Linked DNA regions of Homo sapiens: region 2 is linked to region 1. A link is a contact called in ENCODE Hi-C or POLR2A ChIA-PET data. All regions are on one chromosome and are shown on one strand. Each heading gives the region's core, a stretch centred on a gene start or an enhancer-like site at or near the end of the contact. The rest is flanking DNA. Distances are from core to core; before and after follow the strand shown.

Region 1 (6,478 bases), core at 1,682-4,181:
TAAAAATTAGCCGGGCGTGGTGGCACATGCCTATAATCCCAGCTACTTGGGAGGCTAAGACAGGAGAGTCACCCGAACACAGGAGGCAGAGGTTGCAGTGAGCGGAGATTGTGCCATTGCACTCCAGCCTGGGCAACAAGAGCGAAACTGTCTCAAAAAAAAAAAAAAAAATTAGCCAGGCATGGTGGCGTGCACCTGTAGTCCCAGCTACTTGGGAGGCTGAGGTGGTAAGGATCACTTGAGCCCAGGAGGTTGAGGCTGCAGTGAGCCGATTGCGCCACTACACTCCAGCCTCAGCAACACAGCAAGACCCAGTTTCTTTTTTTTTCTTTCTTCTTTTTTTTTTTTTTGAGACGGAGTCTTGCTCTATCGCCCCGGCTGGAGTGCAGTGGCGCGATCTCGGCTCACTGCAAGCTCCAACTCCCGGGTTCACGCCATTCTCCTGACTCAGCCTCAGGAGTAGTTGGGACTATAGGCGCCTGCCACCACGCCTGCCTAATTTTTTGTATTTTTAGTAGAGACGGGGTTTCACCGTGTTAGCCAGGATGTTCTCGATCTCCTGACCTCGTGACTCGTGATCCGCCTGCCTCGGCCTCCCAAAGTGCTAGGATTACAGGCTTGAGCCACCGCTCCCGGCCAAGATCCAGTTTCAAAAACAGAAAAAAAAAAAAAAGCAAGAAACAAACAAACAAAACCACCAACAAAAACACACCCGACAGAACTACCCAGCACAGTGGCACATGTCTATAATCCCAGCTATTCATGAGGCTGAGACAGGAGGATCACTTGAACCCAGGAATTCAAGACTGAAGTGTGCTATGATCGCTCCTGTGAATAGCCACTGCACTCCAGCCTGGGCAACATAGTGAGACCCCGTATCTTAAAAAAACACAGAGATGTGGCTCACGCCTGTAATCCCAGCACTTTGGGAGGCTGAGGCAGGCAGATCACGAGGTCAGGAGATTGAGATCATCCTGGCTAACACAGTGAAACCCTGTCTCTACTAAAAAAACAAAAAATTGGCCGGGCATGGTGGCACACACCTGTAGTCCCAGCTACTCGCGAGGCTGAGGCAGGAGAATCGCTTGAACCTGGGAGGCGGAGGTTGCAGTGAGCTGAGATTGCACCACTGCACTCCAGCCTGGGTGACAGAGCGAGACTCCATCTCAAAAACAAACAAACAAACAAACAAACAAACACACACACAAAAACAAAAACAACCCACAGAGATTAGCAGGGCAGCAGCCCTTAATAGCAGTGCCCAGGACAGATATAATTCCTTGTTATAAACAGGTTCCTTGTCATCCATCTCATCCCTTACCATCTTAAATTAAGGTCCCCTTAGCTTGACATTCTAGGGTCATGTTATCAGGTTAACATAAGAGAGAGAACAGACTGGGTTAAGGGACTGTAAGTGCATACACCAGGGATTGATGAGGACAAGGAGATCGACATATATGGCACCTACCAGCTTTTTTTTTTTTTTTCTTTGAGACAAAGTCTTACTCTGTCGCCCAGGCTGGAGTGCAGTGGTACGATCTTGGCTCACTGCAACTTCCGCCTCCCAGGTTCAAGCGATTCTCTGGCCTCAGTTCAAGTAGCTGGGATTACAGGTATGTGCCACCATGCCCGGCTAATTTTTGTATTTTCTGGTAGAGACAGGGTTTCACCATATTGGCCAGGATGGTCTCAAACTCCTGACCTTAAGTGATCTGCCCACTTCAGCCTGCCAAAGTGCTGGGATTACAAGTGTGAACACAGGGCCTGGCCCCAGCTTAGTTCTTCTTGGAAGCAAGGAAACAAACAAACAAAATCAACCAAGGCAATAAATTCATAAGAGCAACAATTTGGGCTCAAGCCTTAGGGAAGAGCCATGTGTTCATTCCCTTATACTGCTGTAAATGAGGAGAGAGGGCACTTAGAGAACCTTCTATTGGCCGGGCGCGGTGGCTCACGCCTGTAATCCCAGCTACTCAGGAGGCTGAGGCAGGAGAATCGCTTGAACCCGGGAGGCAGAGGTTGCAGTGAGCCAAGATGGTGCCATTGCACTCCAGCCTGGGCGACAGAGTGAGACTCTTGTCTCAAAAAAAAAAAAAAAAAAAGGAACCTTCTGTTCTTAGCATTACTAGTGCCCTTCTATCACAGCTATTTTTGTTTCAAGGCAGTTCTGCATGTCTAGACCAGGTGCAAAACGGAGTGTGAGGGAAGTAGGAGTGGGTAGGAAGCAAGAAATATGGGTGCAAAGTCCTTCACCTTTCCTTGGGATACTAAAATCCCTACTCATCTAGGCACACTTCCTCAAACCACACTTCTGAATATTAGGTTTCCACTCTCCGTCTTTCAAGTTCCAACTTAACTGGCTCAGAGTCCAGCTGTTTTCCTTTAGCCTCTTAAGTTCATCACTCTCCTTCCTCTTCCTTATGGGAAAGGATCTCTTGATTCAGACCCCACAGTAATCTAGTCTCAGGAATAGTGAGCAACAACAATGGTGCGGTGAGGGCTTTCAGGGGATGGCAGCTAGCCCAGATTAAGAAATAAAGATGAAGTCTGGCTGGGTAAGGCATGCCACAGCAACGACTGTTCACCCATATCCCGATGCTGGCTTTGCCCAAGGAGCCCCTGGGCCCCGCAGCCCAGCCCGTCTCCTACGCAGCCAACTTGCCGCCTCAGTCCTTAAATTCCAGGCACAACCCTGGAGCTTGGGATTGTCACCTCAGTCCTCACTGTCTCATCCCCATTCACGGCTCCCGCCTCCGCCGCCCACAGCCCCCACACCTGCCCCCGCCCTGACTCCAGCTCCAGCGCCCGGCCGCCGGTGCTGCAGCCGCTGCCATGGTGATGGGTCTCGCGAGAACTGCCGCTAGCTACCGCGCAGCTATCGCGCGATCGGGGAGGTGGGAAGTATCCCGGGCTGGGGGTGGGGGTACGCCGCACAGCTCCAGTCGCCGTCGCGGCTTCCGGTGCTAGGTGGAGGGAAGGAAGGAGGGAGCCGGGGAGTGGGCCAGGGCAGCAGCCGGGCTGAAGTCGGCTTGGGGAGCCAGAGGGAGCGGAGCGGAACCTGCGGGGCAGAGGCGGCGGCCGCAGCGGCGCAGCTGATAGCAGGAACAGGTGAGAGGCTGGGAAGGGAAGGCGGGTCCCGGTAGAGAAGAGGCTCGGTCAGGGTGAGGGCTGAGGAGATAGAGCGCCTCCCGGGCCCCGCCCGGCACTGCTTGGCGTGGGGCGGTGGGATTCTTCCCACCCGAGAGCTCAGAGAGGGTGCGTCGGGCCAGCTTCACGCCTGCCCCCGCATTTGAAGGACGCAGAGCTGGGGTGGGGGTGGGGGGCGCACACGGATTTGTCCTCCGCCTCGCTCAAGGGGGCGACCTGGGCTGCAGTTAGGTTGTCGCCTGCAGGAGGTGTGCTGTTGAGGGAGAGGAAAACCGTCCGAGGAGAGGTGATGAGGGGGCGGTGATGGCTGTTTGTATCTTTTCTGTTAAAGGGCTAGGGAATGCTGCTTTCTTCTACTCCCTCTCCCTCCCCCACCTTAGCAATAGGAGACGGGAGAGAAGCCTTGCTGTGGTTACACCCCCTCCCCCATCATAGGGCAGGGGTGCGTAGGGGGGTTGGGGGTTAGCCAACAGGGCAGGCTGCTGGGGCACCACATGGGCGCTATTGTGGTAGAGGTTGCGCTTTCGAGTCTAGGGAACCGCAGGTTGGGAAGAGGGCAGCAAGTGGGGAGAGGGTGGAGAGGAGGCAGGAGAAGGAGGAGGGGGATCTGATCTTCCTGGGAGAAGAGAGGTGGGGCCTTCCTCCCCAGGCGGAGCGGGGGCGGTCTCACAGGAGGAGGGAGCATCTTGTCACTGGCCCTCAGTTTGTGTCTTCCAATCCGCTTTCTTTCTTTAGGAAGTACCAGGATTCCCGGAACAGAAAATGGAGCCATTGCTTACGCGAATCGTTTGAGGGAAGGGGCGGGAGTTGGGGAGGTGGAGTTCCCTGTTAAAACGGGCCACTTGATTAGCAAAGTGGTAGCTGTTATTTTGGGGGAATTCCCGTCTTGATTGCATTAAGGCGGGTCTCCATCTTTCCAGGCCAGGAGGAATGTGGTGGTGGAGGTGGAGGATTGTGGTATGTGGTCAGGAGTGAGAAGAAATAGTAAGGCCGTCCCGGTGAGGGAGAAATGTAACCTAAAACCTGTCTCTGCTGTTGTTGGATTGGGTCACCCCTGGTCTATGGCATGAAAGTTTTATTGGGAGGAGATCTGCTGCAAGAGTCTGATTGCTTGGGTCAGTGCAACAGGACAGAATCTAGTCGCTGCATACCTCCTTCCCTGTCCTCAATCAGGTAGGTAGTAACAGTCTTTGCTGCTATTTTGTCTTGGGCTTGTTGTTGGGGTAGGTGTTTCCACTTGCCGTGACTTGGGACATGGGACAGTGTTATGGGACAGTGGATTATCATAGCCCATTGGACTTGAGTTTGAAAAACATGTCTGTAAAAGTTCATTCTAAGAAAGAAACTAATCCATTAAGGTTCAGCTTTTCACCGAATGAATGATTGACCTTGGATTCAGCCAGGAAAGGCTCCCATGTATCACATATTCACATGCGTCCTGTTTCCCAGCATAGAATTATTACCTTGCATAGTTAGAATTTTTATAGTTGTCTATCTTGCTTTTCCAAAGAGACTAGACGCTTTTCGACTGCAGGAACTGGATTTCGTCTCCTCTTCCACAATGCCCATGCAAACAGTAGGTACCCATGATGAATTTAGAATGTAAATAGATAGAACTCAACAAGCTTTCTAACTGTAGTTTAAGGAAAGGGCAAGAGATGGCTTGGCTGTCAGCAGAAGTGCCTGGAAATAGCTTAGCAAGGGTACAAAGACCCTTAGCCTTTGTAATTAAGAAGTTTTTGTGTCTCTGCCTTCCTAAGAGGCACAGAATAGGCATAGATAATGGAAACTTAAGACCCAAAAAGAAAAATATTACTAGAACACAGAGTCATTATCTGCAGTCCCAGATTTCCTGCTTCCCCATTGTGGGCAAAGGGGTCTCTCCATCAGACCTAAGTCTTTCAAAGTGTTATATATGAATTGGGATCCTGGAGAGTTTGGAGGAGGGACCAATATATGTATATGTGTGGTGTCAGGTACAGAATTGGTACCAGTGAATGGTAGCTGCTATTATTATACTGAATGCAAGTATAAAGGAGAGCAGACTGGAAAGAGTGGAAGTGAGTGAAATACTAAGTGCACAAAGAGTCATATTGTAGTGTGTGTTCACCCTACTCTTTTACACTAGAGTCATAATAAGAGGAAGTGGACTCAGGATAGAGGGTGGGATTTATTGGTTAGAAGGAGGAACTTCTTTAAAACCAGGTTGGTTAAAGTTGAGTATGTAACTGAAGGAAATTGTAGAATCTGCTTCCCTATATACCTTTATTTTTATCCACCCAGGCTGGAGGGCAGTGGTGTGATCATAACTCACTGCAGCCTCGAGCTGGCCTCAAGCCATCCTGTACTTCAGCTTCTCAAGTAGCTGGGACCACATGCGTGTGCCACCATGCCCAGCGAATTTTTTTTTTTACTTTTTGTAGAGATCTCACTGTGTTGCTAGGGCTGGTCTCAAACTCCTGGCTCCAATATATCCTCCCACCTTGGCCTCCCAAAGTGCTGAGATTACAGGCATGAACCACCATGCCTGAACTCTCCTCACCATTTTTGTTGAGGTAAATTTAGAGGCAGAATGGTATAGTAATTAAGAGTGGATCTTGGAATCAGACAAAATTAGATTCAAATCCTGCTTCTGCTAATTACCAGTTGCATGTTTCTTGTAAAATTGCTTGTCTTCTCTCTTTATTTTCTTCATCTGTAAAGAAGGTAATGACATATGGTTTTCAAGAGAATTATTATTTTTTTGGTTGTCAGTAGAATTAAATGAGATAAATGTAAAGCACCTGGTATTGTACAAAGCATATAGTAAGTACCAAATAACTGTTAGCTGCTATTAATAATCCATTATCATAATCCTAATAATATGAACACTCAGGGCTGCCTTAGAGGAAAAGAGGTTTACAGAAGAACAACTTGCTGCCTGAGGTGCTTGTGTAGAGGGATGATTGTTACCATGAGTTTCTGTGCTGGTCGTAGGCTTATGAGCAGCGAAATCTTTTTTCAGCTTCAGCATCAGCATCGCAGAGACAGCTCCTGCTGCCTGAGTGGGAGGTGAAGCTGGAGCAAGGCAGGGGCCCTGAACCATCAATTTGGATGTAGGGTGAAGATATGGGGGCACAAGAATAGTATTCATATTAGAAAAGTCAGTGTGACTCTGAGATAATGGTTCACTCTTCCAGAAAAGAGCACCCTGATGACCTAGGTCAGGGATTTAGATTCCTAGATGCCCTTATTTTAGGTCTCAGTCAGTATATGGGGATCTTCATTTAGTCCACTCTTTTCATTTAGTCCAATCTTAATAAAAAATGTCTGCTTTTGAGTATCTGTTTCA
Region 2 (6,478 bases), core at 316-2,815, 4.8 Mb before region 1:
GCTAACTAAATGAATACCATTCTCCCTATCCTCTAGGAACCCTCCTAGACTTCCTTCAGATCTTCCTCCACCCTTTCTTGTTTGGTCATTCCTGGTCTCCCCAGTGCCAGAGTCACAGGACTTGTTCCAGCTGCTCCTGACCAACTCAACTGATAAGCCTTTGTTGAGGGCATGCCCAGAGCTCCATGCCTCTTGGTTGGTCTTGACGACCAGCCTCATCTTACCATGAGCCTAGGAGTTCCAGCAGGGCAGGATTTGTGCTCCTCCCTCTGGATCTCCCCTCAGTGCCCAATACAATGGGCAGCACACACAGGGGAAGGTGTGCGACTCGCTGATTCTGCTTCTTAGGAGTCAGGAGGGAACTAGGGAAAGAAACTGAAGCAGAGACAGAATTCCAGGCCCACACTTTGTAATTTTCCTTTAAAAATCTCAAAGGACACGTGTGTCTCTCTCTGTGTGTGTGTGTGTGTGTGTGTGTGTGTGTGTGTGTGATGTATAGATGGGAGAGAAGTATGATGGTATGAGGTTCTAGGAGTCTGGTTCCTGCCTTGGTGCAGGAGTCTTGGGGGAGCTGGACTCCTAGATCCACTGCAGCCCCCAAGAGGACACAGTCCCATGACTCTGCAGCCCTAAGAGGGCAGCCATACTGCTGAGGCAGGACTAATGCGGGTTGACGTGTCCCTTAGGTTTTAATTTGCTCAGTCCAGTGTGCCAGTCCACATGGTTTCCTTTGTTCTGCAGTTCAGTCCAATCCCGGTCCTCCCTTCTTGTACACACTCAGCAGCACTTCTTGCAATCAGAGCCTAGTGCATTTGTTAGGTTGAACCATTTACAATTTCTGATATTCAATTTTGGGGGGCCTATAAAGTCTGTGACCTTGGTTTTTCTCTCCTCAAAACCCTTTAAGAAAGCTCCAGGCTAGGGAGAGGAGCAGATTGAGGAAAGGCAGAAGGGAAGAGCTAATAGACTAAGTCCCATGTGCCAAGCATGTTACATTCGTTATCACAGCGCTAATTCCCACAACATGAAGCACCTAAAATTATTTCCTACATTTTACAGCTGAGCAAGCCCAGGTTAAGACTCACATGGTGAGGCCCAGGGCTGGGATTCAAACTTAGCCACAGACCCACCGCCACCTAGAACCAGGGAAGTCCCGGCAGAGCCGGAGGGCCAGCAAGCAGTGTCTGCAGCTTCGCAAAAAAGGGAGAGAAGGACACGAGCCAAATTCGACTTCGCTGGTTGGATCGGTCCAGAAGAGCCCCAATTAGTAGGGTGCGGGAGCAATGCCCAACCTGAAACCCGAGGGTAGACGGCCCAAAGGAAGAACCCAGGCAGAAAGAGACAGAGGGTGGAGAGAGGCCTGGAAGGCGGCGGCGGCGGCGGCAGCGGGCAGAGAGGGGCGAGCGGAGGGGACCTTGGAGGGGAGCCCAAGGGGGTGTAGGCAGCGCCAGCGGGCAGCGAGGAGCCCGGCTGCAGAGTCTACCACGCTCGGCATCCGGGGCGGGCGGTGCGGGGCGGAGAAAGTCCAGGAGAAAGTCTGACAACCACGGGGAGAGGGGGAGGGAGAGACCCTGTGGAAGAGAGACGGAGACTGCGGCAAAAAGAGGAAAGGAGGGTTACGGGCACCGAGGGGGAGCTGGAGTCAGCCGCAAGGAGAGAGGGAGCGGGGGAGGAAAAGAGGCGGGAGAGAGACCCTAAAAAGCAAGCTAGACTCTCCAGCCGGCCGCTCTGGTGTGGGGAGGGAGCGTCATCTCAAGGACACTGAAAAAGGCAGGTGGATGGTGCAGAAATGCGGAAGCCGCGGCCCCGGGCGGGCGGGAACCGGCCCGCTGCCCTCGCCCCGGGACGCCCCCGCTCCGCACCCTGCAGGCCCGGATCGCACCCGCACGCACCCCCGACCCCACTCCCGGCCCAGCCAGTGCTCGGCGCTGGCATGAAATTGGCTGCAGCCGTAATGAGTCCGCGCCGCGCGGAGGAGGCTGAGGGCCCACCAGGGAGTCCTGCGCGCCTCGTTTAGCTTGTTTATTGTTCAGGCCTAATTAAAACGTTCCACCGCGCTGCGTTTACATCCGCCCCCCACTAATGAATTCGCGGCCGCCGGGCGATTTCGGAAACTGCCGCGGCCGGAAGGGGGGTGGGAGGCGACAGGGCTGGGGAAAGAGTGAAGGAGAGGACACCCACGCACACCCCTTCCCACTGCCAAAGGAGCCATTAGATCTCTGGCGATTGGCTCCGAGGTCCGAGTGAGCGCCCCGAGCCCCAGCGCCCCCAACCCCTGCAGGCGTTGGGAGGTGCGGAAGGCCGGGCCGCAGGGCTCAGAGGAGGGGCGGCGGGAGGGAGGCCAGGAGAGAGTGTGTGTGTGTGTCCTGTGCGTGCGGAGGCCTGTGGGCCAGGAGGGTATTGCGCGTGGGCACACCTGCTCCGTGAAGCGTGTCCGCGGAGCAGCCTGTGTGCGCAGGAGTGAGTGTGTGCGTGTGTGTGTGTGTGAGTGTCCGTCCCTTTGGCTGCTCATGTGCCTTTCTCCTCCACAGGGACAGTCTGCGCGGGGCTTACAATGTTCTTGTTTCTCCCGCCGTAGCTGTTTGCCGTTTTGCTGTTTGCCTCCTTGTCACGACCTCAGCGACGGCAGATGGAGCCAGTGGAGGGAGAGAGACAGACGGCAATGCTTGGGTAGCCAGGGCTCCCTGCCGGCCCCACTCCTCCTGCAGACACGAGCACGCACACACACACGCGCGCAAAACACACACGCTGCCCTTCGCCACACGTAGCCAAGTAAAATACACAAAAAGCAACTGAGATACCATTCGCACATGACCACATGGAAACACACAAATGAACAAACGCATTCAGGCATAGCCACATGCCAGTCACACAGATGGATAGACAAGAGCCTGGGGTACAAAGCCACATGGCACAAAGCCACCTGGATGTATATGCCCCTACACACGCACACAGAAAAAAACATGCAAACTTAAGTACACACCTATCCAGACAAGTGTGAGTGCACACACACACACACTCACACACTCTACCTGACACGTTAGTGCATCCCCATTGGGCCCCAGTTTCTCTCAGCAAATTCAGATCACCCAGCCTGACTTCAAAACCTGCCCCCTTCCATTCCCCTTCATGCTGGTTCCTGAATCCAGCTCGTTGCTCCAGGCTAGCAAAGCTGTCCACAGCCTCATTTGTGGTTTGCTCACCTGCCTCAGCACCATCAGCCAGAGGTACTCCTGCTCTTCTCCTAATCTATTGCATGCCCTGTTGGGTTTCTCTTTGCACACCTCTCTAACTCCCCCACTCCTAGCAGCCTTCCCTGATGAACTAACTGGCTTGGATTCTGAATTTGCCCTAGTCATTTGCACTTGTTGATCTTTGCTGTGGTGAATGTCAACGGGGTAACTTTGCACCTATAAACATAATGTTGGCAGGGAGGATGACTGTAAGATCCCCAAGGCCAGCACCACTGTGCCCAAGATCATCAGATGCCAGGCCTCATCCCTCCAGTGCCAGGTTGTGAATGCTCCTGGGAACATTACTGCCCAGTTTTAATAGACAGAAAAATGAAACTGGCCCTCAAGCAGCCACTGGAAGATCTCCTTCTGTCATATCTTGCAAGGTTCCCCTTCAGGATTGCCTTTCAGAGCCACTTTGGAGGAGGGCACACCCTCCTCTATGTCTTCCCATTTTCACCTTCTTTTTAACTGGAAATACTGCTCCCCAGCTGGGTCCTCACCTGACTCTCCAGCCTTGATTGCTAACACTTAGGCTGTTTTCAAAAATTAGATCTACCCCTAAAGGATACAAATTTGCCTCTGGTGCAGATGCTCAGAGCTATACTGCAGGCTCTAAAGGTGATCCCCAAAGAGAAATTGCCAGGAATGACCCAGGCACCTGCAGCAGTTGCTGAAACCTGCTATGTTAAAGGAGATAGCATGCATTGGAATAGGTTCTTTGTACTTAAAGAAAATGACAGGGTCACCCTAAAAAAAAAGAAAGAAAGAAAAACTCATTGATTGCCTCCCCAACTCACTGCAGGGTTGTTTCATCAGGTAAACATGATGCTGGGTTGATTCCAGCCCAGCATCTCCAGGTAGATAGGTGCCCTGCCTGCCTTCCCTCCCCATTTCCCCTTAGTCTGCCTCCCTCTCAACAGCCCCCTCTCTCTCCGTGCCCCTCTCGCCCTCCTGCAGTTAGAGGCACTCTCTGCTCCCTGTCTTTTATATATATATATACACACACACACACACACTTCTTGCCTCCATCATATTTCTTTCTCCACCTCTGTCTTTCTCTGACTGTCCTCTGCCAATTTCTCTACTCCCTTTTTCAATATCATTTTCTCTCCCCTTGATCTCTGCTGGGGCTCTGCCATTCTTTTTCTTTCTCAGTCTTTCTCTAACTTCCATCTTTCTTCTGTTCTCTCCCCTACACCCCACCATAACTGCTCCAAGCTGTCCATGCAGAGGGAGGGTGTGTGGCTGTCTGGTTCAGCACCAGACAACTCTGGCATTTTGAAGAGCTTGGAATTGCCAGGTTCCTGCTCACACACACACACAACACACACACACCCATACACACTCACACATATAGGCCTCCCCGCCCACCTGAGTCCCAGGCCCTGGAAGGCCAGCAGAGCCCTCAACCCAGAATCCCCATCTCACCCCCTGCAACCTCTACCTGACCCTTCTTACTGCCTCCCCACCATCACTCTCATTTCCTTTCTCCTTGGAAACCCATCTTCTCCCTCCCCTTCTCTGCTTCTCTCAGTCTACTGATACATTCTGGTATATTATCGGCCCTGGCCCTGGCCCTGGTCCTGGCCCTGGGTCAGTGTGCCTTTGGCTCGGGGTACATGGCTTTCAGTTTCTCCCTGGGCCTGGGACCTTCTCATGCCTCTGTGTCCGTGACTGCTCTGCTATGGCTGGTTTCTGGGTGGCTCTGGCCTTGTGTGAGTCTTCGATCTTTCTGTCTGCTCTCTGGATGCTCCTCTGTCTTGGCTCTGTCCTGTCTCTAGGTCTGTCTCTCCTCTGTCTTTCCCTTTCCACTCGGCAGTGTCTCTGTTCCCTCTGTCCGTCTCTCTTCATCTCCAGAGTGCTGGGACCCACTCTGCCTTATGGGTCCCACTCTGTCCATCTTGGCTTCAATTTACTGGGTCTTTCTGTCCCTGTCTGTGTGTCCGTCATCTCCCCCCTTCTCTGCCTCTTTTCCTGCCCCGCAGTGTTGGGGATGGAGTTGGGGGGGCGCTGGCGCGGAGGGCTTGGAGAGGGAAGAGGGCGGGCGGCCCTTTGTGTGGAAGATTGACGGCCCGCGGTGCAGCCTCCGCAGCGCTGATTAGGATGCAGCGCGGTCTCTGACTGCAGCATTCTCCTCCTCATCGAACATTCTCCACACTCCAAATGGAGATCCCCTCCCTGCCTGCTCCCCTGGCCTCTCGGGATAGTATGGCTTACCACTGCCCCCAACCCAGTTCCTCCACTGGGAGCCACTGGAAATTCTGGGAGGGCACCCAAGGGCCCCCTCTCCCACCCAGATATCTACATGTCTTGTACATTCTAAGAGAAAAGGAATGAGGAGAGGTGGGAAGCCGACTGGAGGAGCTTTACTGGAAGGGGGTGTGGGAAGGTCACAAACTGCTTGGGAGAGTTGTCTCCACATCCCCAGCCCGGCAGCACCTTGCACCCCTCAGACACACATGGAGCAACAAGTGCAGGGAGATGTGGCAGGTCTCAAAACACAGGAAGGGGAGCAGGAAATAGGTGGAGTGCGTCTTTTATCCCCTCATAGCACCTGTAGACCTACCCTGTACATAGTAAGTCCCCAGTAAAATGGTCAGCTCCTATTTTATCAGTTCTCCCCAAATCAGTGCCTAAATCAGTGGAACTCAATTCCTTTTAATATGCCTCCCGACCCACCACCCCCAGTAACTCAGTATCTGGCCCCTGGACAATATCCCCAGCTACACCTGCCAAGCATCCCAGTAATCATCAAATCTCAGCTCCAAATCCCAGTCATTCCAACCACGACTTATCCAGCATCTGCCTTGTGTCCCTGCCCCTTCCTCTTCCTCTTCCTCTCCCTCCCTTGCCCACCCCCACGGAGCTTGGCCCACTGGGTTTCTCCCCCAAAGACAGGCAATCACTAATGAGCATTGAGTGCAGGGAGGGGAGGGCCAAGGGCAGCCTGGTGGGTGGGAGGGGATTCCAAAGCTAGCAAATAACGAGCCCTGTCAGCATCTGTCAAATATGCCATCTCCCTCCATCATGCCTGCCTCCTGCCTCCTGGCTCCTGCCAATCCATCTCCCTGCCGACACTGACGGACTGCGCTCAGGTGCAACTTCCAAGAAGCCCAGAAGCACAATGCCTGGTCTGCTCCAGATCCATTTTCTCCAGGAATGTCACCAGACCCTGATTTTAAAACTCTGAGTGACCCTAGGAATACAGGGTTGTAGGCTGAAACCCAAAGAGGAAGAAGAGA

The links. A loop is a pair of places that touch in the nucleus more often than their neighbours do. ChIA-PET counts read pairs that join two places held with the same protein, here RNA polymerase II (POLR2A). Pooled maps may share reads with other maps.
Region 2: a loop to region 1 is called in a pooled map, with 4 times the contacts of the local background. The contact joins the promoter of CISTR here to the promoter of ARF3 in region 1. A Hi-C loop is called at or near these places in 1 of 50 pooled maps. POLR2A ChIA-PET finds 5 or more read pairs at or near these places in 2 of 52 experiments (AG04449 and CD8-positive, alpha-beta memory T cell).

The regions. Positions count from the first base shown.
Region 1 is chr12:48,953,940-48,960,417 of GRCh38, reverse strand. ARF3 (ARF GTPase 3) reads left to right here and starts at 2,931. Exons shown (of 5, transcript NM_001659.3): 1 at 2,931-3,108. RefSeq lists a silencer at 286-495 and enhancers at 3,604-3,683, 3,739-4,734.
Region 2 is chr12:53,747,066-53,753,543 of GRCh38, reverse strand. It overlaps CISTR (chondrogenesis-associated transcript), which reads left to right and starts at 1,565. Exons shown (of 3, transcript NR_186108.1): 1 at 1,565-1,770; 2 at 2,579-3,227. The region is part of intron 1 of LOC105378250 (a long non-coding RNA gene); the gene reads right to left. RefSeq lists a silencer at 1,716-1,985 and enhancers at 2,602-3,190, 4,751-5,278, 5,279-5,807.